Regions from separate parts of the Mus musculus genome. Here regions 1, 2, 3, 5, 6 and 7 are each linked to region 4. The links are chromatin loops, found by intact Hi-C in ENCODE. Cell type or tissue: heart. All regions are shown on one strand.

The links. A loop is a pair of places that touch in the nucleus more often than their neighbours do. Peaks named below come from ENCODE experiments on the same cell type or tissue, not always from the same donor. Only the 100,000 strongest peaks of a DNase experiment are listed, where the experiment ranks them.
Region 1: it touches region 4 in a loop (4-fold over the local background); 2 of 42 quality-filtered maps call a loop at or near these places.
Region 2: it touches region 4 in a loop (4-fold over the local background); 2 of 42 quality-filtered maps call a loop at or near these places.
Region 3: it touches region 4 in a loop (5-fold over the local background); 4 of 42 quality-filtered maps call a loop at or near these places.
Region 5: a loop joins it to region 4, with 4 times the contacts of the local background. A loop is called at or near these places in 3 of 42 quality-filtered maps.
Region 6: a loop joins it to region 4, with 4 times the contacts of the local background. A loop is called at or near these places in 10 of 42 quality-filtered maps.
Region 7: it touches region 4 in a loop (2.9-fold over the local background); 16 of 42 quality-filtered maps call a loop at or near these places.

Annotation. Positions count from the first base shown.
Region 1 is chr6:148,829,738-148,833,737 of GRCm38, reverse strand. Ipo8 (importin 8) reads left to right here and starts at 2,271. Exons shown (of 25, transcript NM_001081113.1): 1 at 2,271-2,574. The coding sequence starts at 2,491. It overlaps 2610017A05Rik (a long non-coding RNA gene), which reads right to left and starts at 2,118. Exons shown (of 2, transcript XR_869626.1): 1 at 2,030-2,118; 2 at 624-873. In heart, a CTCF peak has its summit at 2,189; a DNase peak (open chromatin) is centred at 2,207; H3K4me3 peaks cover 2,152 bases; H3K27ac peaks cover 1,250 bases.
Region 2 is chr6:149,186,473-149,190,472 of GRCm38, reverse strand. Amn1 (antagonist of mitotic exit network 1) reads left to right here and starts at 1,761. Exons shown (of 7, transcript NM_001113424.1): 1 at 1,761-1,867. The coding sequence starts at 1,830. In heart, a CTCF peak has its summit at 1,670; a DNase peak (open chromatin) is centred at 1,702; H3K4me3 peaks cover 2,001 bases; H3K27ac peaks cover 1,815 bases.
Region 3 is chr6:149,307,202-149,311,201 of GRCm38, reverse strand. Resf1 (retroelement silencing factor 1) reads right to left here and starts at 1,788. Exons shown (of 5, transcript NM_026054.3): 1 at 1,298-1,788; 2 at 825-880. In heart, a CTCF peak has its summit at 1,730; a DNase peak (open chromatin) is centred at 1,701; H3K4me3 peaks cover 2,508 bases; H3K27ac peaks cover 2,094 bases.
Region 4 is chr6:148,944,856-148,948,855 of GRCm38, reverse strand. It overlaps Sinhcaf (SIN3-HDAC complex associated factor), which reads left to right and starts at 2,386. Exons shown (of 6, transcript NM_019643.4): 1 at 2,386-2,564. It overlaps 3010003L21Rik (RIKEN cDNA 3010003L21 gene), which reads right to left and starts at 3,999. Exons shown (of 2, transcript NR_144294.1): 1 at 2,436-3,999; 2 at 1,727-1,919. RefSeq lists a cis regulatory region at 2,202-2,208 and an enhancer at 2,189-2,223. In heart, no CTCF peak of the experiment used is centred here; DNase peaks (open chromatin) are centred at 2,345, 3,035 and 3,785; H3K4me3 peaks cover 2,393 bases; H3K27ac peaks cover 2,509 bases.
Region 5 is chr6:148,894,224-148,898,223 of GRCm38, reverse strand. It overlaps Caprin2 (caprin family member 2), which reads left to right and starts at 1,987. Exons shown (of 19, transcript NM_181541.4): 1 at 1,987-2,206; 2 at 3,068-3,287. The coding sequence starts at 3,111. In heart, a CTCF peak has its summit at 1,894; a DNase peak (open chromatin) is centred at 1,983; H3K4me3 peaks cover 1,928 bases; H3K27ac peaks cover 1,399 bases.
Region 6 is chr6:149,117,982-149,121,981 of GRCm38, reverse strand. No RefSeq gene overlaps it. Among named protein-coding and RNA genes, the nearest start is that of Dennd5b, 18 kb to the right of the region's middle. In heart, CTCF peaks have their summits at 1,880 (motif pointing right) and 2,795; DNase peaks (open chromatin) are centred at 1,971 and 2,841.
Region 7 is chr6:149,099,280-149,103,279 of GRCm38, reverse strand. Dennd5b (DENN/MADD domain containing 5B) reads left to right here and starts at 1,600. Exons shown (of 21, transcript NM_177192.3): 1 at 1,600-2,097. The coding sequence starts at 1,971. In heart, a CTCF peak has its summit at 2,407; DNase peaks (open chromatin) are centred at 1,659 and 2,529; H3K4me3 peaks cover 2,862 bases; H3K27ac peaks cover 1,884 bases.

The DNA of each region.
Region 1 (4,000 bases), 120 kb after region 4:
AAAATAGAGGTGGAGTTTATGGAGCCAGACTCTGGAGAAGATGGGAGAGATTCCATTCAGGATGTAGGGAATGAGGTGCACAGGTACACAGGTGAATCTGGGAATGGGTGAATGGAGCTGCCAGGGCTTTGCTCATTTTTGTAGTTTTTTTTTTTTTTTAAGATGGAGTGGGGTACCCGAGAAAAGTCCTGAAGGATTCAGAACAGGTACTGAGGGAATGAGAGAATAGTGCTGGTTAAAAACAAGGAACAGGATTGATCACTGAGTATGAAGAGAAAAAGCTGTATTACAAACACGTGTTCTTTCCCTTAGACACACATAGTGTTATCAATGAGCCCAATAGGTCAAAGGTACTCTTCAGTAGTTGAGTTGGAAAGCAGGAAATGATGTGTAGTCAGGAATGAATAGTTCAATAGTAGAGGAATGAGTGAGTTGGAGAACAAGTGTAAAATTTTAAAGGGAAAGACAGGAGAATAGGCTTTAAGTAGAAAAGAGGACATTGAAGTGAGGCTCATGGCTGGAATACCAGCACTTGGCTGAAGCAGCAGGATTGCCCCATGTTTGAGACCAGCCTGGGCTATGAAGAGAGATCTTGTATCAAAAACAGTGAAAAAGGCTTGTAATAATTTTTTGCAACCTACTTTAATAAGAGTTCACCCTCTCCTTTAGCCCACCATCCAGCAGAAGTAGTGGAAGAGAAAAGTTATTAGGGTACGGGGAGAGTGAGCCTGTTCAGCAGTATTTCTTTGTGGGTGAGCTTGATCTTTCTCAGTAGTTCAGTCCTGTAGCAATCACCAAATAAGACTCAGCAGCTGCAGACCAGTTCTCTAGGCAGGCAGACACTAGGCAGGAACCAGAAGCTGTTGTTCAATCCTGAAGAAATTGCCAGGTTCACCAGCAGAAGCTACTAGCTGCTGCAGGAACTTCACAAGCAGTTCTTGGACGAATTTTTCTCAGTGCTGGTGTTACCACAAGTTGAACGCAACAATAGAAGGCTCATAGAGTGTTAGCAAGGCAGAGCAAACCAACGCTCATTGCTTGTTTCCCACTGTCTTTGGGGGTCATATTTATACTCCTTCATCAAGCATCCTTTCACGTGTTTGCTATATCAAGACATCCTTTCACCTGTGTCTGCTAGAGGAAAAACTTTTTTCCTGTGTCTGCTCCAGCAAAATATCCTTTTACCTGTGTCTGCTTTAGCACTGACATCCACCTGTGTGCTCCTGCAAACCATCATTTGACATAACTTTCCAAAGAAACTAGATGTTTCCACTCAAAGGTCTATTAGAGTTGATATCATAAGTAAAGGAAATTGGGGGTGCAGGTAGCAAAGGTAACATTTCAAATTGAAAATGCATTTTTCATTCTGATGGCTGTGTGCATAATGGACTGAAATGGGCATTGCTGGAAGCAATCAGTCATATAGCATACATCCTGTCTCATTTTCTACACTGTTCTTAAATTTAATTGAACCAATACATCGTAATTATATGCTCCTTGGAGGATCACATCTCAGCAGCATTTGCCCACAATCATCTTTACTTTATGTTTTGTATGCTTTGCAGTTGTAGATGGAAACAGCATAACCCTTCTTGCCTTTCACAGTGAAAGTCTGGACATTTTGGGCACTTTTGGTCATATAGTTTCCTTGACTACTGCATTTTTGTGTTTTTACACTCTAAAGAGAAACACACACACACACACACACACACACACACATTTGATTATCTATTAGATTTTGAGTTTTCATACATACAAACCTGCATTAAATTTTATCTTGTTATTATAACATGGTGCCTGTCTGTAAACATTTTTAACAAATGTTCAAAGAATGAATGGCAGGATAAAGGGTGGCGCTCAAACATTAAAGGAAACCTCTTCTGTAAGCTACGTAAGTTCAGGATTCCAGTAAGTTTGTCTTGAAACAGCTCAGTTGTGATGTTCAGAGTTCTCGAACAAAAAGTACCACTCCCTTTAGATATGCCTAATTTGCAACAACTGTAAATAGATGCCAGGCCAATTAACTTACTTTGGTCACACCAGTGGGTGGACAAGCTAGGATTTCCGTACCGCATCATGGCGGCCGTCTGCGGGAGTCTGGTGTTTGGAACAAACTTGAGCGACTTCCTGTAGCAGCACCGCTGTGCAATGAATGCCGGCTCCTGAGACGAGCATCATGGCGTCTCTGGCGGGTGCTGGTCAGTGCAGCACGCCAGGGGAAGAGGCAGCCGTAAAGGAGTCTCCGTTTCCTCTTCCACCTCCCACCGGCTGTCGTAAAAGGTGAATGGAGAGAGAGTTGTCGGGGGGAAGGAGGGAGGACAGGGGGCGCGGAGTCAGAGTGGCGCAGCAAGTAGCTGCAGGCGGTGGTGGCAGCGGCAGGGGGTGGGGGTGAGGTGGTCCCCTGAGGTAGAGGGGGCCAAAAAGGGCCAGGAGACATCCCGGCTGCAACCCGGCCTGCTGGCTCTGGGACCCGAGCTCCCGCCCGCGGACATGGACCTCAATCGGATCATCCAGGCGCTGAAGGGCACTATCGACCCAAAGCTGAGAATTGCAGCTGAGACGGAGCTTAACCAGGTGAGCGAGGGGCTGCCCCTCTTTCTCTTTTTCCTACTCTTCTCCCTTCTCTCCCTCTCTCCTCCAACCCCAGCCTGAGACCAGGACCCCTGCGGAGCAACTGGAGCACCTGTTGGCTATCTGTCCTTTTCTTGGTGCACTTGCTCAGTTCTCTTGGACACATAGCACAAAGAAGCTACGAAACCATTGATAGTGGTCTTTGGGTGTGTTTTCTTTTCCTTTAATGCGCTTACGTGGAGACGCGGTGGGAAAATTCACCAAAGCTAAGCTAGCTTTTCTCCGGACCCGCCCTTTTCAGGTGTTGCTGTCGGAAACCCTGCCCCTCGCCTGCTTCTGGCGGTGGCAGTGTGGATCATGGCACAGTATTGCTGGAGCGCTGGGCAGCACTGTCCGAGAGAGTTCTAGGAAGGGCACGCGGTTTCCCCGTACCATTTCAAAGACTGGGCCGGCCAGTAATACAATATTTGAGGCATTTCTTTGGAATACTGAAATGTGTGTGACTTTGCTTTAGCTGCTTTCCATTTTTCTAAGCAGTCTAGACATTCATTGTTCCAGTGTTACTCTCGTCTTTTTTTTTTTTTTTTTTTTTTTTTTTTGTCCATACCATACTTCTCCCTCCTCCTCCTTTTTTTTCTTCCTTTCATTTCAGAGACAGGGTCTCACTGTGTAGTTCTGGTTAACCTGGAATTCTGTGTTAAACAGGCTGGTTTGGAACTCATAAATCTGCCTGTTGCTTCTGCCTCTGCCTCTAGTCTGCTGGGTTTAAAGGTGTGTGTTACCACATCTGGCCCAACCTTTCAGAATTGTAATATCACAAGCTCTGGTTCTGCTCATGTAAGAGGGACTATCATCCTCTTACTAAAATGTACAAATTAAAATTTCCTTACATGGCTTGACAATTGAGCTTGCTACAAGTGTGAAGGGATATTCCTTAATTAGTGGATCTTGAGGGGTTGCTAAGACCAGTGGCCTATGCTTCTCTGAAAACGGTTGGGTATGCAAATTATGGGCTTCATCCCTGATGTAAAGAACCTGAAAACCTGGGAATAGAAACAAGTTTGTGTTTTAAGTGGCTCCCCAGGCAATTCTGTGCCTCCTGAAGTATAAGGATTCTTCTTGGCCAGTGTGTTTGCCCTAGTAGAGGTTTGTTTTTGTTATAAAAGATGTTTTGAATCTTGAAAGAGAAATATTAACTGACAATCTGTGGTGTTTGAGGGACACGTGAATCCAGGATCCTCAAGAGGTAAGAACGAAAGTCGAGACCCTGTTAATATCTATCTGGCTCGGCTGTAGAGTGTTCAACCAAGAATTCCTGAGGCCTTACCTATGTGATTTCCAACTCTGCTCAGTCCTGTAATCCTAACACACACAAGGTTTTGTTGAATTGAATGGCCAAAAAGGATGCTTTGATGTCTCAAAAAGGAAA
Region 2 (4,000 bases), 240 kb before region 4:
TACTATTGTTTTTGGGTTTTTTGTTTTTTTGTTTTTTGTTTTGTTTTGTTTTGTTTTGGAAACAGGGTTTTTCTGTGTAGCCTTGGCTATCTTGGAATTCACTCTGTAGATCAGTCTGGCCTCAAACTCAGAAATCCACCTGTCTCTGCCTTCCAAGTGCTGGGATTAAAGGCATGCACCACCACTGCCCGGCTTGGTTTTGTTTTAAAAGGTTGCTCTGTCTTGTCCTTCCCTGTCCTGCCCTGCCCTGCCCTGTCCCACTGACAGTTTGAATTCTGAACCCAGCTGTTTCCCTGATATACTAGTTTTATGAATAAATTGTGTTGCCTGGAACTTGGTTTTCATAGTGAATTATTCCCAAATTCTCAGACCTTAACATTCTGATCTGAAAAACAGGCCAAAGAATTTCAATTTAGAAGGATTATAATGAATATGACCTGTTGGGGTCCATGAATAGCCACACGCTGACCACTTGGACACTAATCTCAGATATGATGAAAGTTTATTGACTACTTAATTCAGGCTTATCGATTAGGGACATAGAAAGGACTTGGGAACCAGACTGTGCTACCTAGGGCAGACTGGTTATAGGAAAACCAAGTGCAGAAGACATTGTAAAGCCCCAGAGTATCATTACCTGCCGGGAGACACACACCCCCGCCCCCCCATCCGAAGTGAAATGAGACTCTCAGATCCATGCAAAAGCAAGAGGTTTATTTTTCTGGTCCGCTGGGATCGACCTTCAGCGGTCTCTCAGGCAAGAGACCAAGAGACCGGAGGCGACCCTACATACAAGCACCTTTTATACATTTTTAAGCCTATTACAGTAACAACACCTAAGCCCTTGGTGATAAGTTGTTAGGCTGACCTTTTGGCTGATTGGCTGGGCCAATATCAGATCATCCTGGGAGAGTAACTTCGTTCCCCAGAGGGCCCAGGTGGCCTTCAGCCAGGACGTTGTATGATTTTTCTGAGAAGTGTTTTGTCAGTCATTTCTGCGAAATCGTCCTGGGGTCGGGAGCGAGAAATTCTCCCTTGAGGCCTAATACCCTCTCCTGGAGCCATCTCAGGGTTCGATCAGAGTCGCTTAGTCTTATCAGTATTATGAGCTGCCCTCTAAGCTGACTGGTACTAAGTGAGATGGGTAAGGTGGTAGTTAGGGGTTTCCAGAGTATTGAGCTAACAGAGCATGAGTATTATGGAGAACGTTATGTCAGCTACGAATAATTACTTCTAGGAAGCACAATCTGAGAACCTGTACTTAATTTCACCTTATGAGCAATATGGAGACTAAAATCAAAATAGCTAGTCATGTTAAACGGAACAGGCCTTAATATGTCCCATTCCTGGAATGACCCAGGACTGCATGGTTCAGCTCTTGCTTCAGGCGCACTCTGTGGAGATGACTACTGCAGTCCTGTAAACCCCGTGTTTGAAGTCGGTGTCTGTATCTGACTAGAGACTTGGTTTGCTTCATGGGACCTGGCATCGCACCAGCAAAAGCAGTGACCTGCCATTAGCCTTTGCCTGGACAGCGACTTCTGGCGACTCTTGGGCAGGAGAAGCAGTAACTGGCAATAGCGGGCAGGAAGAACTACAAGTCCCAGGGGGCTTTGCTCCCGCTTTGGATGCCTCTACATTTTGTGCCAGTTAGTTCTGAGCAGCCCTCAGTTCTGCCCAGAGAGAGCGCTGAACTTCCTCTTCCGCTCCTAATGTGGCCACGCCCCAGGTCCAACTCTGTGACGTCATTTAGGTTTACCAGTCCTGCGCGACCGGAAGTTGGTTGTGGAGGGCCGCAACTGCCGTCCAGGCTTAAGAGGGCTTCCGCGATGCCTTTGTCCGGAGTAGTCAGTCAGCTCCTGGAACTGTGAGTCCGCCCCAGCTCCCAGTCCCTTCCCTCACGTCCTGCTGGCTCCTAGTCCTTGTCCCGGCTTTGTGTCTGGTCTCTGAGGACTGTGGTGCACCGTGGGGCTGGCGGCTCCACCCGATGGCCTGTCTCAGGTGGGCGTTGAGGGTGAAGGCAGAACAAAAGAAACCTGGAGCCAGGCTGGACCAACAAACCTCCACTAATACCGGCGTGACTCGCTAGCTTTGGGACCATGAACAGTAACAATCTCTCCCGATTGTACAGGAGAGCTTTCTAAAATTCGGATAACAGTAGGGCGTGGCAGTTCACGCCTATAATCCCAGCTATCCGGAAACTGAAACAGGATTGCCACAAATTCGAAGCTAACGGGGTAATGTTGTAATACACACGCATACCCAAGCAAATCGCGTATTAGTACCTGTCTCAAGGAGTCTTTGTAAGAATCAGCTTAACATATGTAAAGCCCTTAATCCAAACACTTCTTGAGAATTCAAGTTGAAGTTCAAGGCTCTTCAGCCATATAGTGAGTTAGAGGCAGGCTTTAGTATTACTTGTTATTTCTATTTTTAGAAAGAAAAACTATTAACAGAAAAGCAGGAATGGTTTAACAATTGGAAACTACAAAGACTACATTGGTTCCGTTGTTGACTTAACAGTACATAAACAAATGTTATTTCTTGCCTAAGTTCCAGCTTTTTCTTCTGTATTGTTTTGTTGCTATTTATTTTTCCTTGAGACAGTCTCATGTAGCCTATGCTGGCCTAGAACACATTGTGTGTGTAGCCAAGGATAACTTTAAACTTCTGATCCTTCTTCATTCATTTCCTGAATGTTGAGATTACAGACACACACTATATTATTCCCAGTTTACCTCAGCCTCCTGAGCCCGAGGCAAGCATAATGCCAACTCAGTTATATCCCCAACCCTTTTGTTTTGAGACAGAATCTTATGTAGCACAGGCTGGCCTCAGACCCACAATGTCAGGCTAACCTTGAACTCTTGAGTCTTCTGCCCCAGCCTTCCAAATGCTGAGATTATAGACTTGAGTTATCAGCACCAGCTTTGGCTTTGGCTTTTTGAGGACAGGGTCTCATGTAGCATAACAGGCTAGAAATTCATTGTGTGGCAAAGGATGTCCCTGAACTTCAAGATCCTTCTTGCTTGTACCCATAGAGTTCTGGGATTGCAAGTATGCCACAATTGTTTGTGTAGATAGAACTTAAAGCTGACTTACCAGAAAGCAATTTGACAATATTGTTACCATACCACAGAACAATATGGATGCTTTTCTAAAGGGAAATAACTAAATGAGATGTCCAATGTGAAGCTTATAGCCATTACAAAGGGTGAGAATACTGAAATGCTTTTAAGGTTTTCACAAGAGATTGTTGAATGAAAAGGACAGTAGGTACTGAGAAGTAACTATTACCGGAATGCTGTTTTAGGAAACTGACACCTCCCTTCTCAATACCCTTCAATACCTTTATTATATGTTTGTGTGGGGATGTGTATGCAAGCACAAGGGAAGAAAGAATGTGTGTGTGTTTGTAAACAGAATTTGTGGTTGCTTGACACAGGTATGAGTTTCTCAGATGGCCAGAATTTGAAGCCCTAAAACATGTTGGTTACATTGCTTTAAAAGAGGCTAAAGAAGACTCTACCTATTCTGGTATATTGGCTGGTTTTGTGTGTCAACTTAACACAAGCTGGAGTTACCACAAATAAAGTTCCTCAGTTGAGGAATTGCCTCTATGAGATCCAGCTATAAGGCATTTTCTCAATTAGTAATCAAGGGAGAGGGCCCAGCCCATTGAGTGGTGCCATCTCTCTAGGCTGGTGGTCTTGGGGTCTATATGAAGGCAAGCTAAGCAAGCCAGGGGAAGCAGTCAAGTAAAGTGGCACTCCTCTATAGCCTCTGCATCAGCTCTTGCATCCAGGTTCCTATGTGAGTTCTAGTCTTGACTTTCTTTGGTGATGAACAGCAATGTCGAAGTGTAAGCAGAATAAACCCTTTCCTCCCCACTGTGCTTCTTGGTCGTGATGTTTCATTGCAGCAGTAGAAACCCTGACTAAGACACCTACCTGGCTTGTTAGGTTTTGTGGTGCTAAGTATCAAGTCCAGGGCCTTACAG
Region 3 (4,000 bases), 360 kb before region 4:
CCATAGCCCTCGTAGGCAGAAAAGGCTTTCTAACAGGTTTTATGGTCATGGACTGGAACCCTAGAGATCACTAAGTATAAGTGCTTAAAGACATGACTCAATAGTTGTGGCCCTAAAAGTGGTCCCAGCACTAACATGTGGCTATAACTGCCTGTAACTCCAGTTCTAGAGGATCCAGGCCTTCTTCTGAGCTCTACACACCAAGCACACAAAACTACACTTACATGTGGGCAAAACACTTACGCACATAAATTAAAACAAGTTAAAAATAAATAAGAAACAGTCCCTGGTACTACATTCCCACCAAAAATAAGAGCTAGCCTCTGCCTAGGTAACTTTAATTCACCAGCTACCATAATCTTTTCCAGGGTAGCAATCTGGCTGAGTTCTATCTCGAACACTGCCAAAATTCAAAACAAAACAAAAAATGCAAAAATCATCTCTCCTCTATCTCATGAAGGCAAAAAATAAAATTGTTAAGTACCATACCAACAACATTATTTCTTAAGCTTTGCCATCAAATCTACTGTGTCCCATTGGATCTGTGACAGTTTTGTTTGGTGATAGTTTTTTGAGTCTTTCACTATGCAGTCCTAGCTAAACTGAAATTTGGTATGTAGATTAGGCTAGCCTTTAACTCAAAGATCTGTCTGACTTGGTCTCCCAAATGCAAAAATTGAAGGCAAGCACATGCTAGGCAAGTTCTGTAGGTTTAACTAGTGTTGATTCAATGATACTCTTTATTCTAAAATAAGTTAGTCCACGGTACAATGCAAATAGTCATCCAGTAGAACCAGGATAGGCTTTATAAAAGGCAAACTTACCTGTAAATACAATTTTACCTTTTAATCTCTTCCACAAGGTATTCACGCCTCTAATTCTATGAAAATCAAGAAACAAGAAAGCAAGAGTTAAGGTCTAGTACATTTCCCTTACAGTGTCATTGAGACCATACTAAGTTTACTGAATTTATTTCAATTGTGCTAAAAACAAAACTACTGAATTAGGCTACTCTCAAAATATTCCCTGCCACTAGAATTCAAGCGGGCTTCTCCAAGTCCACTACTGCCCTTTAATACCAAAGCAAAAATACTTCTTTAGTAATTTTAGTGGACTGATAAAAGAGAACCTGATGGGGGCTGAGTGGAGCAATAACTAAGACCTTAGTATATCTGAATGGTAACAAGAAACAAACTTAAGATTCCCCTTAACTGTAACACACCCAGCAGACAATTTAAATCCCCACGCAAGTTCTGTAGTTGGCCTACTGAAATGCAAGCCAGCTCACCCACTTTACCTGTTTTTCCATTTTTCTAGGAAGGCACTCTTAAGTACCACAAATGCAAACAGATTCCAAGATGCTGCGGGCCGCGGCGCTCACACAGGCCTGGGCGCTCGAAGGCGGAGCGCAAGGCAATTCCGCTGGGTCGCAGGGGGGCCAAGGAGCGGAAGACCGAGACAGAAAGAAACCGAAAAACAAAACAAAGCTCTGCTTCTCCTTCCGAAACCGGAAGGGACGCTTAGCTGCAACAAGCCCGCCTGCTTCTCGGGCCAACAACCTCAGACCGCGCCCGCCCGGCGCGCAGCGACCCCGCGGTACAGCGAGGACCCGGGCGGCGCCCCTCCGCCGGGACAGAGGTGGCGAAAACCCAGCCCCGAGCCCAGGGGGCCGAACAAAAGCCCGATCCGAAGCAGACCTGCCGCCCGGCGGGTGCTTACACGCCAATAGCAAGGGACGAGGCCTCTGCCAAGCGCAGAGCGCGCAGAGGTTTGGTGGCAGCCTTCGTTGGGGCGGGTCCAGCTGGGTCCCCACTCCGCCCCCGAGCGCTTGCACCAGGGCCGCGGTCCTAGTGCCGGGCAGGTGTGCCTTCTACAGTCTGAGGGGAGAAAAAAGCTCAGCCTTGCACCTAGAATTTATATGAGAATCACCTGAGGGTGTAAGACCCCCAGGCCTTACAATCATATTATGATGGGTCAGCAAATCAGCAGAATATTTTTAAACTCATTGGTCAGCTACCAATGTCGCGGGGGAATTCTGGCAGCAAGGTCAGAGCAATTTGTGGTTTTTCTTGGAATTTAGTGCGAGGCGGGACAGGAGAACTGTTATTATTTGTTATAGTTATTTCTCCGAGAACTGCTAATCTTGTTTTCGCAGCTTTAGACTTGGTCTGGTCATTTTGACTGCTAAAACTATATTTCTACAAGGGCTTCTGGAGTGAAACGTCAAGGGCCAGTGGAAATATATTGTTGGGGTTCAGGAATCGCCACACAAACTGAAAAGAGTGAATTGGCCTGATGGAATTGGGCTCCTGAGTGCAGGAATTTGTTCAATAAATGCTGTTTGCTGTTGCATAGTATTTGAGTCTGGGATATCATTCTTCAGAGATTCATGTTCATATACTAACAAAAGTATATGAACAGTGATCCAGTTAAGCAACTTACTGAACACTTACCCTATTAATAAACCTTCAGGACTGCAAAAAGAACTCAGAAACATAATTATATTCCTAGTCTGCTCTCAGGGTAGGCTTTTTATAGGGAAAATAACAAAACATTTAATGGGCAAGAAGGGAAGCAGTAGGCTTACTAGGCAAAGTATTATCAGCTAACTTTTAAGCTGATTGGTCCTAGGTAAGGAATGGAGGTGTAAGACCTCCGAGGCTTTACCCTGGGTGCGCAAGCCCAAAAACACAACTTGACAACAGATCGCTGCAATGGCAAGAGGTTTATTGTTCTGACACGTCGCAGGGAGGGTCAACCCCAGAGCTCAGAAAGCATAGTTCCTTTATACATTTTGTGGAGGGTTGGACAGCCATATTATGATGGGTCAGCAAAGCAGCAGTATATTTTAAAACTCATTGGTCAGCTACTAATGTTTCAGGGAATTCTGGCAAGAAGGTCAGTTTGTGTTTTTTCTCGGAATTTAGTGCGAGGTGGGGCAGGAGACTTTTTCCGAGAACTGTTATTTTTCTGAGAACTGCTAATCTTGTTTTGGCAGCTGTAGACTTGGTCGGTTCATTTTGACCCCTAAAACTATGATTTCTACAGAGGGTGGTACATGGGTGGTGAACATGAAGGACCCTAAGGGCTTTTGCCAGTCTTACACTCCCTCTCCCCACTTCTGCTTCTCCCTCCCACCTGAGGTCAAGACCAAGTCAAATTCCATTCTCCACCCACAGGAACTTTCTTGAGTAAACAATTCTCAGAAAAACCACAGAATGTACTGACTGATAGTCACCTGACCCTCTGGAAAGTCCCAGATAGAGTTCAAATGCACGTCATGATCTACCCATGCTTTCTAGCCAATAGATTTAAAGGTCAATATGGTTAGCCAATAAGTTTGAACTGTAACCTTTCTGATGTAACCTGTGCCCTTAAAAAGTATAAAAACTGCAGTAGCTGTTCAGAGTCACCTTCTAGTCACTCTCCTTGAGAGACTAATTGAAGGTCGATCCCATCGCACCAGAAAATAAACCTCTTGCTTTTTGCATCTATCTGTCTCAGTGTTGGAGTTGTCTTGAAGTAAGTATCACTGACCGAGGGTGGGGGTCTTACAAACGGGTGAAATTTGAGATAACATGAGTATTATAATCATAACTTTTTGGATTATTAGTAGCATTCTTCAATGTCAGCCACAAAAACCACAGTGAGCTCAAACTCAGGTGCACGAAGGTGCACTGCTTGGTGATCATCTCTGACAAGCCATTTTAGACATGACAATCCATATTGACCTTTGATTTAACAGGTCCTACCTAAAGTTTTGTGGAATTTCTTAAGATTAACAAACATAACAGGATGTGTGCTCAGCATGACCTTTCTCTGAGTCAAGTTATTTTTTTGTGTTAATGACTGGCAGGAATATTATTAGCAACAATATGAAATCGCTGATAGGCATGGAAAAAAAAGGGCTACAGCTAGTGGGGGCAGGCTTCAACAAAGATAAGCTGTTGATGACCTCATTATCAATCTGCAAATGAAATGGCAAAATGTTCTACAAAGT
Region 4 (4,000 bases):
GACCAGGCTGGCTTTAAACTCACAGAGATCCATCTGCCTCAGCCTCTAGAGTGCTAGAACTCCAAGTGTGTACCATTATACCTACACTAAAGTATTATCTTTACTTGACAGCAGTGGTTTGGGGAGAATGCAGGCATTTCCTATGATGTAAACAATACTGTACCTAATAGTGTCAAATTATTTGTCTTGCTTTGATTCCTTGCTAGTTGCACATTATAGTAACTTAAGTAGCAAAATAGTGTAATTGTTTTGTGTGAGGTTATAAAGTCTTTAGTTTTTGTTTTTTGTTTTTTGTTTTTTTTTTGGTTTTTTTGAGACAGGGTTTCTCTGTATAGCCCTGGCTGTCCTGGAACTCACTTTTTTAGACCAGGCTGGCCTCGAACTCAGAAATCTGCCTGCCTCTGCCTCCCTGAGTGCTGGGATTAAAGGCGTGTGCCACCAAGGCTGGCTGGAAAAAAAATTCTTTTTTTTTTTTTTTTTTTTTTTTTTTTTTTTTTTTTTAAACTTTTTTTTTTTTTTTAAGATTTATTTATTTATTATATGTAAGTACACAGTAGCTGTCTTCAGACCCTCCAGAAGAGGGAGTCAGATCTCATTAGGGATGGTTGTGAGCCACCATGTGGTTGCTGGGATTTGAACTTCGGACCTTCGGAAGAGCAGTCGGGTGCTCTTACCCACTGAGCCATCTCACCAGCCCGGAAAAAAAATTCTTAAAGCTGTAAAATTTTATTACCTAAGGACAAAGATGTCAATTAAAGTTCACTATAAGCCCCCAAACTCCTTTTAGGTCAAATGCAAAAACTGTAAGGTATTTTAACTTGCAATAAACCAATAGGAAAATTTAAAAATTCAAGTATATTTTATAAGCAGTTACTAAGAATCCATCATGTGGTGAGCATTGTTTTAGGTGCCTGAATACAAACATAAGGGAAAAATCTTTGCCTTTAAGAGTTGTATTTTAGTGACAGTTGTCAGGTTTATTTATTTTACTCCTTTACAGGAAGAGTGTTACAGAACTTTAAAAAAAAAAAACGTTGAGGTCTTCACAAGTAGGTTTAAACTGTGTTTTAGGAATTGGCTATTGAATTAAAGTAGCATTTCAGAAATATTTGTTTGAATCTGCATACAGCAAAAGCAGTGAATCTTGTCTTTTTTTTTTTTGTTTGTTTTTATAGTTGGTTTCCATACTTTGCAGCAAAGGACCAGTATCAAGTTTTGGTGAAAAAACATTCTCTTTCCTACCTATCCTCCCAGGATCACTGAACCAGGTGTTATGGGTCGCTGGGCTTAAGGAGTATCACAATTATATTTTCATTTCTTACTTTTTCATCTGAAAAGTTACTTAAGCGTCTTCCTCCTTTTTCCTCCCTCCTCATTGTCTGGAACCTCCCTATTCTTTGTTTTCTCTAGATTACTCCCTTTCTTCTACAATCACCTCCCTTTTAGGTTTTCTTTAGAAACATTTTGATGTTCGATTATCGTATATTCCACAAGGAATAGTGTGTATTTTGCTTCCACTTTCTCCCCTCACAAGTGGTTTTTCTGGGCAGAGGAGCTCTTCACGGCTGGAGGATTTGTGTGTTTTCAGAAAGTGGCACCATTCCCACGGTAATTACCACCATGAAATTCGCAGAGGCTTGAAAACTTCAGTTCAAGTGAGCAAAGCAAAACCACTCAGTTATGGGTTGGGTCATGTTTGAGAGGGACAAGACGGAATTACTGAATGGACCATTTCAAAATGCGACTTTATTAAACAATTTATCATCAAAGCCCCAAAGAACGAAAACTCTGTTGGAGAATTGAAATTTTAATTTGTGTGTGCATGTGGTGCGCGGGGCGAATTTGCAGAAGTTGGTTATTGCCTTCAGGTGATCAGACTTGAAAGTACCAGTTGAGCAGTCTCACAAGCCAGGCAGGCCCTGAAAGACAAAATGTAAAGCTCACCTTCAAACAGAGTTTAGGAAAGGCAGGAACAAGTACAAACTGAGTGGTTCCACGACAACTTTCTCTGCCACCTCAAGCCAGAAACTGGGCATAGGTGCGCGAATGCTGCAAAAGCAGCTTCCAGAACTTTCCAAGCTCAGTAGCTTCCTAAGGGGTGCCATTCGGTGAGGACAACGCTCACCTTTACACCTTTCGCGTCCTGCCACGCCCCCGCGTCGCCTCCTTTTCCCCCGGGGGCTGGGGAGGGCGTTTGTTTACGTGACGTTGCGGAGTAGGCAGGACCCGCCCCCGTCCCCGCGGGCCGCCGCGTTTCCCGCGCCTCGCCGCTTCTCCCCTTAAAAGGACAATAGAGGCCGCGGGAACGCGCGCGGACGCCCTGCCCTCTCCCCGCCCAGCCCGCGGCGCGCACGCGCCCGTATGCAAATCAGCTCGATTCAAGAGAATTTGGTCCCGGGAGCCGCGCCTGCGCAGAGGGAAAGCGGAATCTATACCTCCGTTCGCGGTAGCAACTGAAGAACTGCTGGAGACAATCTTTCTGGACTCGGCGCTGGCGGAGGGAGTGCTTGCAGGAGGTTGGCCTGGTGCAGTTTGCACCGTGGGGACGCTGCTGCGCGTGGAAGGTGAGTGATTCTAGTCCGGACATCGGTGCAAAACTGTCTCCGAGGTTTTGTTTTCTGTGATTTTTTTTTTTTCTTTCCTCCCTTTACCTCCCCCGCCTCCTCCGTCCTTCCCATACACAAACACACAGGAAGTTTTGTCTTGGAGATGGCATTGCGGGGAGCGCTGCCCTCGTGCTCTCCGGACTCCAGATTCTTTTGTACAGAGGCGTTGGAGATGCGCTTCTTAATTGAGGAGGATATTTGAGGTAAACCGAAAGTCAGGGTGTGGGGAAAGTGAGTGCAGCGTGGAAACGAACGAGCTGCGGCGGACTTGCATCCACGCTGAAAGTGACAATGACTTTTCTAGGTCGTAGTGTTTCCTGCAGACCCGGAGAGCAGGGTCGGGGTCGCAGATCCCGTGTGGGCTCTGCTCTGGCCAGGGGCTTGGGCTCCGCGTGCACCCGCGTGTTGCGCTACCCCGGCGCTCGCGACGGTGTTTGCACGCGGGTGAACAACAAAGCCGGAGCTCGGAAACTAACTTGCCAGTTCCTGGAGCCGGCGGCCACACAGGCTGAAGGCAGCTGGTGAGGGCCAGCGCCGGGATGGCGCGACGCACGCGGCGTGGCGTTGTTGGAGAAGTCCGCAGGGACGCGGCTGCGACAATGAGCGCGCAGCACGCGGTCTTTGCACTCGGCCGGTGCCGAGTGGTCTCTGCAGCCCAAAGTTCGCTGTCCGTCTGGTCACCTGTAGCGTGGGTGCGGGCGACACGGGAGGGGTGGCCGTGGCCCGCGGCACCAAACAGTGCGGATGAAGGCGGCGGCGCGGTCCGCTGCTTGAGGCACCCAACTCTTTTTTTTTTTTTTTTTTTCCCTTTTTGTTGTGTGTGCTTCACCTGACAAGCCACGTGCTTAGGGCCGCGACCGTGCTACATCTCAGTGTCCAGCTCGGAGTGAGCCGCGGGCTGCGGTCGCCGTCGGGGCTGTCGGGAGCAGGACAATGTGATTTCCTGGTGATGGCGTCTTGCCAGTTTCCAAAGCACAGCGAAAGTCGCCAACTCGCAGCATATGCACGGCGGCGGGGACCTCTGGGCGTTTCTCATCCGGGACTCCGCAAAAGTTTGGCCCCAGGGACCAGTGGCTCAGGATACCCGAGCTCGCGTGGGTCCCCGGGCGCGGGTCCGGGTCGCCCCGACGTCGCCGATGCCGCCGGACAACAAAGGGCCGCGTGTGCCCGAGCGGCGCGGGCCGGGCGGGGCGCGGGGCGGCTTTTGTCCCTTAGGTCCTCTCGGAAACTTCAGCGGCGGCTCAGCGAGGCTGTGTCCGTGGGGGCGCCTCGGCCTGCGGGTCACCCATGCGGAGCGACGGAGCGCTGCTCGGCGGGACGCACGCGTGGCCGGGGCTCCGAGGCACGGGAGGCCGCGTCTGGGAGGTCCGTGCATCCGCCTTTGAAGTGGAACT
Region 5 (4,000 bases), 51 kb after region 4:
GGCATGAAAAGTTGAGAGTTTTTCCCAATTCATTCTCCTTTTTTGTGTGTGTATGTCATTCTCCTTTTTTAATTTTCAGAAAACACTGCTGCAACATTATTGTGGGGGTATTCTCTTACTAGTGTTATTACAAGCTTATACAAACTATACCCTTATTGCAACTGAAATTTAATTATTTGTGCTTTTGTATTTTCTCTTGATTCAGCCTATGTCCCATGTTATTAAATAAATTAACAGATTTATTAGCAATTCTCCCATTGAGTAGTTAGGATTATATCTCAATCTAATGGCCCAAATGATAGTTATGGTAAATCTGGAGATTCAGGCTATCCTCAGACTTATAATCTTCCTGCCTCGGCCTCTTGAGTGCTGGGAGTTGTGTGCCTGTAAAGGTATGTGCCACAACCCCTGGTTGGAAATATTATTTTTGGGTTCATTATTAGCATAGGCCAACAAAGGCATATGCAAATATAAATGTGTCAGTTCAGTTATCTGAAGGTGTGCTCATCACAGGCTTCATGGCCACTCTGTGTGGCAAAAGGTAAGTCTATTGGTCAGTTCAGCAGCCTGTTCTTTCTCTAGTTATAAATGAGGAAAACAGACAACATAGTGTTTGTCTAATATTCAAGTTGCAGGTATAGTTCAGAGATTCAAAGCTAAAATACAACATTAAAGAACATAATAGGACAGGGAGGAGAGATGACTCAGTGGTTAAGAGCACTGGCTGCTCTTCCACAGGCCCTCCCTGGGCTCAATTCCCTGCACCCACGTGGTGGTTCACAACTGTTTATAACTCCAGTTCCAGGGTATCCAACACCCTTTTCTGACCTACAGCAGGAACCAGGCAACCATGTACATAAACATACATGCAGGTAAACATGTAATAGGTAACAAGAAGTGCCAAAGCCAAGGTGATTTTTGGGTGGTCTTGTCCAGACTTTCCATTTATTTACTTGATTATGCTTTTGACTGCCCTGTTCTAAATAATTACCCTTGCCTCAAGGATAGGACTTAAAACCAATTCTATTTGGTAAAATACTTGGGCACAAGTTTTAATTTATTAACTTTATTATTTTATTTAGTTTATGAGGTAGTGTTTTTTGTTTAGGTCTGTTCCTGCCTCCCTGGTATTAGGGAGTAATCTACCCCTAAAACCTCATTTGATACAGGAACTACCACCAGTCCTTCAGAAGCTGACATTCTTCCTGTTTTCTGTTAACTTTATGCAACCCAACAAATAACTTTTTTTTGTTGTTGTTTTTTTTTTCTTTTTTTCGAGACAGGGTTTCTCTGTGTAGCCCTGGCTGTCCTGGAACTCACGCTGTAGACCAGGCTGGCCTCGAACTCAGAAATCTGCCTGCCTCTGCCTCCCGAGTGCTGGGATTAAAGGCGTGCGCCACCACTGCCCGGCCCAACAAATAATTTTAACAACTCTTTTAGTGCCAATGAAATGAATTGCTTCATAGCGACACATAGCCTTGGCGCATACCCTCCTACTACAAAGGCTGCAGTCATCTACTCTGCTGCTCTTACAGGCTGAGTCCTCTGACTCATTCTACAATGAAAAATCATCTGTGGGGCAAGGGTGCTCTTGTATTTTAGAAGTGCCCATTTAAACCATTAGAGCCTGAAGGCTGGCTTATCTGGTCATTCTGCGCAGGACTTGCTGCCTCTTTTCCAAGAATTGAAATCATCTGCACCAGTGCTGGCTGAAACAAGCGGGCCCATCCATGCTACCAGGTGCAGTATCTCACACCAGCCTCAGGCGCAACAGAGAAGCGCAGGGAAGGTACGCGCCAAGCGCAGGCTTGCAGAGAGGGGCACCGGAAAGGACCTGTCCCTCGCAGGTCCCGGGTACCGGAAAAGGGCGGACTGTGGTGGTCTAGCGCACGAGAGGGGAGTGGGAGGGGACACCGGAAGGCGAAGCCTCCGAGGGGAGCTCGCGTGCTAGAGGGCGGGGCAGAGGACCGGAAATAGGCGGGATTTGGGCGTGGTCGCGCCGTGCGCGGCCTACATAAGTTGCGCGCGCCTTGAGGGGGACAGCTTGGGCGCGAGCAGCGGAGTTGGCTGGGTGCACTGTCGGCGGTGGCCGCAGGCTAAGCTGAGGCGGGAGGAAGGGACGCGGGGGGAGAAGGGAGTGCGGGGTGGAGTTCGCCCACTTTGCAGCGCGCAGGACTCCCGCGCGCTTTCGGAGGCAGCCGGGGAGGTGAAGCAGGACGGCGGCGGGGTGGGTGGGTCTGCGCGGCCGCGGCGGGGTGGAGAAGCGTGGTGCCCCAGCATTCTGGGGTCGGGCTTCTCAGCGGCTTTGCAGAGCGCTCTGCGTCTGGTGGGCTGCGTGGGCCCTTAGACTGTGACCCTGACTGGGGCTCCTCTACTCGGGCCCTTGGGGCACTTGAACGAGCAATGGTGTCCAGGGGCTGTCTAGCTCTGGTCTTGCTCCTTACGGGCAGGATTTCTGAATAGAGTTGAAGTGTCCGACTCCTTGGTTTCCCGGTTCCTTGGTGCGGGTAGCGGAAGGCTTGCCAGTATAGGAGTGAGTGATTGTGAGTTACTGTAAACACAACTGGAAGCCACCTCGGCGTACAGTTTGTGAGACTTGGCAGCAGTGTCCAGGGGGATGCACTTGGTTAGGTCCTGGACAGTCAAAGAGTGTTGTCATTTAGTACAAGAAACTTGGTTCACGTAGACTTTGAGATAGCTTGAAGTTGTGGCTGCAACCCTCACCCTCCGCCCCCGACCATAGAAATTATTCAGAATGAGATCAGAAGCCTTCCGCTTGCTTAGCAGTTCTCCATGTGGGGAATAGAACTTCTGGAAACATTCCTATAGTGTAAATTTTGCCTACGTATAGACTGTCTTTATTGGCTATTGCTTGTGTCAATTAACCTTAGTAGGGGAGTGGAAGTACGCTGTCTGAATCAACGTTATGTTTTGACTTCATTTCATTTTAAAGAAGCTCCTCGTTGTGCACCTTTAGTTTACATTGGTACTTAACTCCTCCTGCCCCCATCCTTTAGCCTCATCTGTTTCAGTGGTGCAACTCTCTCCATCCCTTTTCGGTTACCAGTCACCTTCAGGCCGGCCATTCAGAGGAGGGAAAAGTGGGAAGTATGAAGTCAGCCAAGTCCCAAGTGAACCAGGATCAGCAAGGGGAAAACCAGCGGGCTCTGAGCCCCCTGCAGTCTACTCTCAGTTCTGCTGCATCTCCTTCCCAGGCATATGAAACCTATATTGATAATGGACTTATATGCCTTAAACACAAAATTAGGAACATCGAGAAGAAGAAGGTAACCTTTCTACCCCTCCCATCCCTGAGTGTGCATTACCATAAGCCAGGTTAAGGATTCGACATTCTTTATATCAGAGAACATAGATCTTCTTGCAAGTTTAATCGACCTTGAGACTTAGTTGCCTGGGAACAATTAAGCATCCAGGCTAAATGTTTGCTCTGTTTGCCGACACAGCTGAATAACTATTCTTCACACATTGCTTTTGAAATATTTGAAGAGTTGGCTATTATAGGTCTGATGCATTTCTTGAGTTATATTATTGTAGCTTAGATAAGGAATAGCTTGATAGTTTAGTTCGTTTTCCTTGTGACTGTAGCAAGTGATACAGCAGTATGGCTGCTGCAGTCTCTGGAAGCATTTTACCATGAGCCAGAAAGTGTTTCAGCATTTATTATTTTTCCCCACTGCTAGATACCAGTTTAAGATTGGTGAAAGTATTGTAGACAGCTTTGTAAAGAGACTTGGATTCTTACTAGCCTAACATCACAGTTAGTTGTATGGTAAAGATTAGATAATTTCTTACTTCCTGAGTCATTTAGCCTGTGATCCAGTCATCCCAGTTCTTTGGGATGCATTGTTGGGTCGAGATTCTCATCTGCATTTGACAGATAAAGCTGAATAAGTATCTGGATCTATATTGTGCTGAAAACCTAGTAAAACCTTAGGAAGGTTGTTTTGTTTTTGTTTTTTGAGTCAGGGTTTCTCTCTAG
Region 6 (4,000 bases), 170 kb before region 4:
GTTTGATGCTAGTCTAGAACACTAAGTATGACCCTAGACAAAAGAAAGAGAAAGAAGGAGGGAGAGGAGGAAAAGAAGACAACCTGCTACTTAATGTATTTAGTTCAATGCAAATTACCATGTGACCTTTGGACTATTAGACATTCAGAATATAATCTGATTTTTGTTGCCTCTCTAATGTAACTTTTCAAATACTTTCAAATGTAGTCTTGGGGTTAATTGACTAACTTCATTCTTTCAAGAGCCTATAGATTTATTCCAGTCAATGCAGCCCTGGTGGCTTTTATCTGCTGGAACAGATGATTTACCCCTTTGAAATCTGGAATACCAAATCTAGCAATCTGACCTCAGAGTTGTTTTGCATCCTCCTTCCTTCTTCTCTCCCTACCTTTCCTTCTCATCATATATAGTGTTGAGCTTCAGGGGCATTTGTAAAAGATTACCTTTATATATTTTGTGTGTGTACAACCTGGAATTAAACTCGGGTTTTACAAAGGAAACACTATCCCAGAGAGCCATCTCGCCTGGCCACTTTCTTAGATTGTATAAAATTTTACTAGCAGGGAAAAATAAAACATTTTATCTCCTTGTGAGATCATCAAAAAACATTTTAACGTAATGAGCACTTTAATCTATAAAAAGTTTCCTGTCAGGGAATATAGCTTAGTGGTAGAATGCTTGCCTAGCATGCACACGTACACAGACACTGGGTTTGATTCCTAGCAACACAGTCTTACACAGACTTACACATTAACATCCTTGTACACAGATTTCCTAGAGTCAGGTTGGTCTATTCTACATAGTAAGTTTCAGCTCAAGCAAAACTACGTAGTGAGAACCTGTCTAAAGAAAGAAGAGGGTCAGGAAGTTGAGCTTCCTGAAATATCCCTTAATTTTGAAGAATGTTTTAATTGTAGAACTCTCTCCATAAATGGAAGAACACTGACTCTTTCTCCCTATCTTTAGACTTCAGATTATGTCAAAATTAGGACCTACAACTATTTGTAAGTTGTACTTTTCTGAGATTGTGAAACTTTAATCTTCCATAGGTCACAGAGAGTATTAAACTAGGGTGGTATTCTCAAATTACTGGAAGATATCAGTTCTTTATTATCTTTGTTGAGAGAGGATTTCACTGTGTAGCCCACTATCTTTGAGTGTTCATCGGTCTTTCTGCCTCAGCCTCTTGGATAAGTTGTCAGTCATTATGATTCAGATTGAGAAATCAGAATTCCCCAAAATTCTCAGCCATTCAAGAGAACCCATAAACTCATTTTGAAATACTTCAAAAATTCTTCCTATTTATTTATTATGGGTATCTGGAGTAAATTTATTTTGAAGGTAACACTTGTAATCTCAGCAGAAAGCTGAGGCAAGAAGATCAGGAATACCAGGGTAGCCCGGGTAGTCATATAACAAGATTCAGTTAAAGAAGGAGGAGGAGGGCTGGTGAGATGGCTCAGTGGGTAAGAGCACCCGACTGCTCTTCCGAAGGTCCAGAGTTCAAATCCCAGCAACCACATGGTGGCTCACAACCATCTGTAACGAGATCTAACTCCCTCTTCTAGTGTGTCTGAAGACAGCTACAGTGTACTTACATATAATATTAAATAAATCTTAAAAAAAAAAAAAAGGAGGAGGAGGAAGAAAAAGAGGAGGTGGTGGCATCAGCTAAGGAGACAAGGTTTGGTGGTAAGCACGTTTTCCTACTGTGCCTCCAACTTGCTTTGTAGTCAAGAATGATCTTGAACTTCTGATCCTCTTGCTACAGCCTCCTGGTATTGGTATTGTAGGCCAGCACCAATGCTGTGACCTTAAGATGCTGGGACTCTAAAATGCCTAGTGGAGGAGCTCATTAATAAAGCTGTTGCAATGCTCACAATAGCCAGGAGAGGGGGGTATTTATTCATTTATGTAATTCACACACTCTGACTCCTTTTAAAAAGTGTTTATTTTTACCACAGACCTCAGCCTCTGCAGCTGCAACGGTTCCATGAGATGGGCTGTGTTCAGCAGGTGGACATGTGTCCTCCCTGTTGTTACCAACCTAGATCCTAGCAGAACAGTAGTAGCTTTTTCATGTGCTTCTCATCCGTAGCCATACCATTATCAAGTAAACACTCAAGGTCCCTCAGATCAAAATGAAGGGTCTGGGTGTGGAATAGGTATGAAACAGGATGATTAATTTTGTAGTTTGGCTACTGTTACAAAAACTCCTTCCCTCAAATGCTGTTGCCAAGAGAGAGGCTCAGTCAGTCTTCACTGTGGTTATCTGTACTGTCAGGATCTGTGCAGAGGGAGTAAAGATGTTTTCCAACACTGAACCAATTGTGACCTCAGATTGATCCAGATTTGCACCCAATTTTACAACTCACGGGCTGTCTGAGAATGTTTTGAACTCTTCCAGGCCTCATTTTCCCTACCTGTGAAACAGCTGAAAGATAGTACTTTTTATAGAAGTTAGAGGGATTAAATGCAATGGTATATATAAGACAATGCAAACAATCTTTCCATCATCTTAACTATCTGCCTTTACCATCATTTGTCAGAGCAAGCCACTGGAATCACTAGAAATTCACCAGCAGGGCTGAAGAGTATTAACAACGTGTGCACTAGCTAAAGCTCAAAGGAGCTGAGAGATTGTCTTGTACTTCTGCATCTTTAAACTTAAAAATCCAGACTTAGTAAAGAGAGACTTTTATCTAAAAGTAACATTTAGAGGGTCAGGGAGCCTCTGCAGTAGAAGAGCGCTATTTCAACAAGAGACTATGGAAAGGGTGTGTGCTGATCTGAGAATAACCCTGAGGCCAGTTGTCCTCTAGGGACACTTGTTGACTCAGACTGAGTGTGGGCCAAGGTTCAGGGGCCTGGGAAGAAAAAGGGCTTAATCAAAGTTTGACTAACAAGCACTTTGCTCCTGGTGATCAGTGGAACAAACAACTCAGCTAATCATTTATCATTTATCAAAGAATTGTGAAGCCTCCTGTCTGTTCTTGTCCTAGGCAAACAAAGAGGAGTACCTGAAAGGCGTACTAAAGTCCTACAGGAAGGGCGGGTCTTTGAAGTAAGCTGTTTTCCAGAAAATGGATTGTGGAGGATTTAAAAAAAAAAAACAAAACTGTTTTTTTAGAGTAACAGGGACTAAGTAAAACTTGAACACTGACACTACCAAATTTTATATTTCCTGTTTCACATGTTGTATTTTAGATAAAGGATGAAATGCAGGTGTTCACTGGACCTAGAGACTCTTGGATACAAGTCTGTCAAGAGCTCATTCATGCTTCCCTGGCAAACTTGTCTTGTTTGGAACAAACTTGCTTGGCAGCAGGTTCTTAGTGTCCCTTTTTGATCCAAAATTAGATCAATGGTAAATAAAACTTGTGTTTTGTTGTTGGTGGTGGGTTTTTATTTGTTTTCTTTTTGTTTTGTTAGTTTGGTTTGTTTTTGAGACAGGACCTTATCTGTGCCTTATCTGTGCTGTTCTCAAACTTACCAAACCAAGGAAGGCCTTGAATTTATAATCCTACCTCCATTCTCCCCAGTGCTGACCATAGCAGTGCACTACCACACCTGGTTTACAAAGTGCTGGAAATAAGTCCAAGTGTTTGTGTTTGCTAAAAAAGCACTCAACAGGCTGGGCTAACTCCAGCCCCAAACAGCTTAAAATGAGCAACACGGACACAAATGCTGACACTTCAGTTTAGTTGAAACAAACCCAGGTCCTCTGGAAGAGCAGATAGCCCTTTTAACCACTGAGCCATCATCCAATCTCCAAAATTAAATTTTTAAAAGGCCAATGAACCAAACAAGGTCGTTGATTTTATTTTATATTTTATATAGTATTGGGAACTAGATCCCAGGGTCCTTGATTTATTAGGCAGGTTCTTGTTCAGTGTTCTATTGCTGTGAAGAGATCCATGACCACAGAAACTCATAAAAGAAAGCATTTAATTAGGGCTGGCTTACAGTTTCAGAGGTTTAGTCCTTTATCTTCATAATG
Region 7 (4,000 bases), 150 kb before region 4:
AAAGCTCACCTATTCTCCATAATCAACTCTAATGAAACCCATAGATCAGAAAATTGCCTTAGCAGATAAAGACTCCCCACCAAGACTGACTATCGGGGTTTTGATCTCCAGGACCTACATCATGGAAGGAGAAAACTGACTTCTGAAACTCATTCCCTGACCTGTACATAAGCACAGAACCCCCCCCCCCACACACACACACATACATACACACACACATACACACACACACAATGTCATTTTAAAAAGTCTTTAAAATTAAAATAAGTTTGGTGAACTTATTTGATCACCAAAAAGGTTAAAGAAATGAAAGCAGAAGGAGTTGGTGTGAAAAGGAAGGAGATCAGAGGGAATGGGGTGGGACAGGGGGTACAAGAAGGTTATAAAAAGATATGATCAAAATATGTACATGAAGCTGGGTTGTGGTGGCACATGCCTTTAATCCCAGCACTGAGAAGGCAGAGGCAGGAGGATCTCTGTGTGTTTGAGGCCAGCCTGGTCTACAAATAGAGTTCTAGGACAGCGAGAGCTGTCACACAAAGAAACCCTGTCTCAAAAAACAAAACAAGAAAGTACATGTATGGAAATGTCATGATTAAATACAGTATTCTATATATGTTAATAAAACAAAACTAAATCATTACTGTTTACAATTTTATAAATCAGTTACTGCTCAAATGAACAGAAAGCATGTTTCTTGATTAGCACAAACAATAAATCAGTTTTCTGCTATATTTGACTAGCTTAGAATCTAACATCCTGCAAGAAGCCACCAACAAAAATAGAAATACTCAGTAAAATATTTTTATGTGTACTCTGTATAATAGAAGCAATAATTGCATAACATTAAATGTCCATATACATTACAGATTTCAAAGTTGGTTATTTTCCCAGTAGCACCATCCTGATACTACCTAGATTATCATCATTCTTTCCTTCACTAAAATATAAATGGCAGGTCAAGTGGGACCCAAGGTTCTATAGATACTGGAAAGAATGAACCAGGAAGCATAAATACTCCCCATCCCAAGTACAATCCAGCTAAAATGGTAAGAGAAGTCATTTCAAGGGTTCCGGAAGATTATTGGAAGGTACGATAGAAGCTAAGAGTCAATTACCCAGGTTGTTATTTACCCTCCTCATTTTTGTGTGTGTTGAGATGGAGTCTCACTAGGTAGAGAGGCTCATCTCCAACTCCGGATCCTCCTGCCTCAGTCACAGGAGTGCTGGAATTATAGATGTGAGTCACCACGTCCTGCCGGGGACTAGGATCTTAAAATGGTTTAAGCATCTGCATGACAGTTTAAAAATACGGTACAGACGTTGTGGGAAATGACCTCAGCGTGCTGTCTCCCTTTTCCAAAGCTACGTTATTGTTTAGGTTGGGTTGGGCGACATCCTCTCTGGAAGATACGATCCTGCTCTGCGGCTCGTGCTCAACCGACTGTTGGGGGCTGCACCGTGCAAGAGAGGTTTCCTCAATATTACCGCGGGTGGGCACGCACCCAGACGCGCCCCCGATCCTCCGAGCTCACTGGTGCGCGCCCCGAACCGCGCGCCACCGAGCTCTGCGGGCGCTCCCGTCGCGCAGCGCGGTTCAGTTGACCCGCGGGCGCCAGACGCTGCGCTCCAGCGGGCGCAGCCGCGGCGGCGCGGGCCTCCCTAGCTGACACTCCCCCTGCGCGCCCCTCCCCCGCCGCGGCGGAATCCCGCCCGCCCTCCGGTCCGCGCGCGAGCCCGAGGCCGCTTCCTCGGTACCAGCGTCTAGAAGGATCCCGGCCGCGGCGATTGCGCGGCCATGGGCGCGCCGGGCTCGTCCTAGGGTCGCGGCGGAGACCGCAGTCGGAGCGCCGCGGTGGCCTCCTCCGCGAGGGAAGCCTGCGACGCTTCTCAGCGAGGCTTCTCATCGGTTCACGCCGGAGAGCCTCCTCCGCGAACCCCAGCGACGGTCGCACCGGCAGCGCGGCGGGATGAGCGGTAGCAGCGCGGCGCCGGGCCCGGGCTCGGGGTCCTCCCCGGCCGCCTGTCGCTTCGCGCACTACTTCGTGCTGTGCGGGATCGATGCGGACAGCGGGCTGGAGCCCGACGAGCTGGCGGGTAAGGCCGGGCTGGCTTTGGAGGCGCTAGGGAGGCGAGGTGCGGGCTCCAGACAAAAAGTCGGCGGCTATAGCCGCGCTCCGGCTAGATGGGCACTCGTGGGCGACATAATGACATTGTTGTTAATTCCGCGCTCTGGCTAAGCCCCTGGGTGTTGGGTCCTTGTAACCGGCGCGGGTCCCCAGAGGGCCCGACCCTCCGCTGCTCGCGGGTGGCTCATGGTGCGCGGGACCGGGCTGTGCAGTGGTTCGTGAAGTTTGGCCCTGGCGGCGGATGCGGTGGTCGGCAGCTCCATGAAGGAGTCGGGACCGCGGGGCTACGGTGAGGTCCGCTCGGGCAGGAGGCCCAGCGGGATCGACCCCGACCGCTCTGGGTCGGCGCCACCCCTCCCCCTGGTTCTGCGATGACGAGCGAGTCACCCTTTGGAATCCTGTGGATTTGGCAGTGCCAGTGCCGCGAGCTAGCGAGGACCTTTGGACGCTTGGGTTGCGGCCTGATGCTTTGTTGATACCCCTGCCTGGTTCCTGAGTTGATGTAGTTGGACAATCCTCCCCAAGAGGGGCGCGCCGTGAATCACTGCCGAGGTGTCACTGGAGGAGCATGGCCCCCATTTGACGGGTTTGGTGACGCAGTGCGGGACTGAGCTGGGGAACGTACCCTGGGAACCCGGGCAGTTGAAGGATGGTAGGGACCGGGGAATGCGAAATGTAGAAAGCAGGCCGGGGAGAAATGACTGACTGAATTTTTCATTCCGCTTTCCTCCTTGGAATCTGAATTGTGATTTTTTTTTTTTTTTTTTTTTTTGGTAAGGGTGAGACACATAACGCCTACCACCAGAACTTTATTTGTGTCAGTGCTAAACACTTAGGTCATAGCCTTTCACAGCAGCTTTTTTGGAATATACCATCCCAGGTTGATTGCACTAGTATAGATTTTTTTCTCTCTTCCTTTGAGGAAAGGGCTGGGAAGAATGTATTAAATAATAAATGATAGTAAACAAAACGGGTCAGCCTTTACTAATACAGTCTCACGTCTTAATTGAGCATATTATTAAGTCAGCTTCACAGTAAAATGTTAACAAAAACTAAGTATAGTTTTAGAGGAATAATGAAATACCAAGTTTTCCCTGTATGTATAATTATATAATCCTACTGTTTCTTCAGCTAAGATTTCATGTACATGTTAAGAATAGTATAGTTAAGGGACATGAAGTTGCAGGGGGGGGGGGTGTCTGCAATAGTGATTTTGGAGAAAGAGTTTTTTTGGGCTAGTAAAAAATATATTTTTCTAGGACTCCTCTAAACAACTAGGATTTCTTGGGCCTTCTATGACAGGTGAATGATGAAATAAAAAAGCCTGTATTTGCCCTTTCCATTCACCTCAGTCTTCATAAAGCAGTATCTCCTATTGTTCTTTTGATTGTTCTTATTGTATTACTACTTAGAAGAGAAAGATTCTTGGGCCAGCGGAATACTCGGCTCAGTGAAAACATGCACTACTCTTGCTGAAGGAGGACCCAAGTTTGATTCTTAGCACCCAGATTAGGAGGCTTATAAGCACTTCTAGTTCTAGTTCTAAAGGAGCTGACACACTTGGCCTCTGAGGGCATTTTCTCTAATACACACACACACACACACACACACACACACACTTAAACAGTATAAAAATCTGAAAAAATATATTCTGTGCTAGTAATATAATGAAGGAATTGTTTTTAATTTTTTTTTTAGATTTATCTTATGTGTATGAATGTTTATGTGCATGTCTGGTGCCTTCAGCATTTAGAAGAGAGTGGAGGGTGTTGGATTGTCTGGAACTAGAATTAGGGGTGGTTGTGACCCCTGCATACTAGGAATTTACAGATTTAAGGTTTAGGAATCATACAGCTATTTGGCAGGTGTTT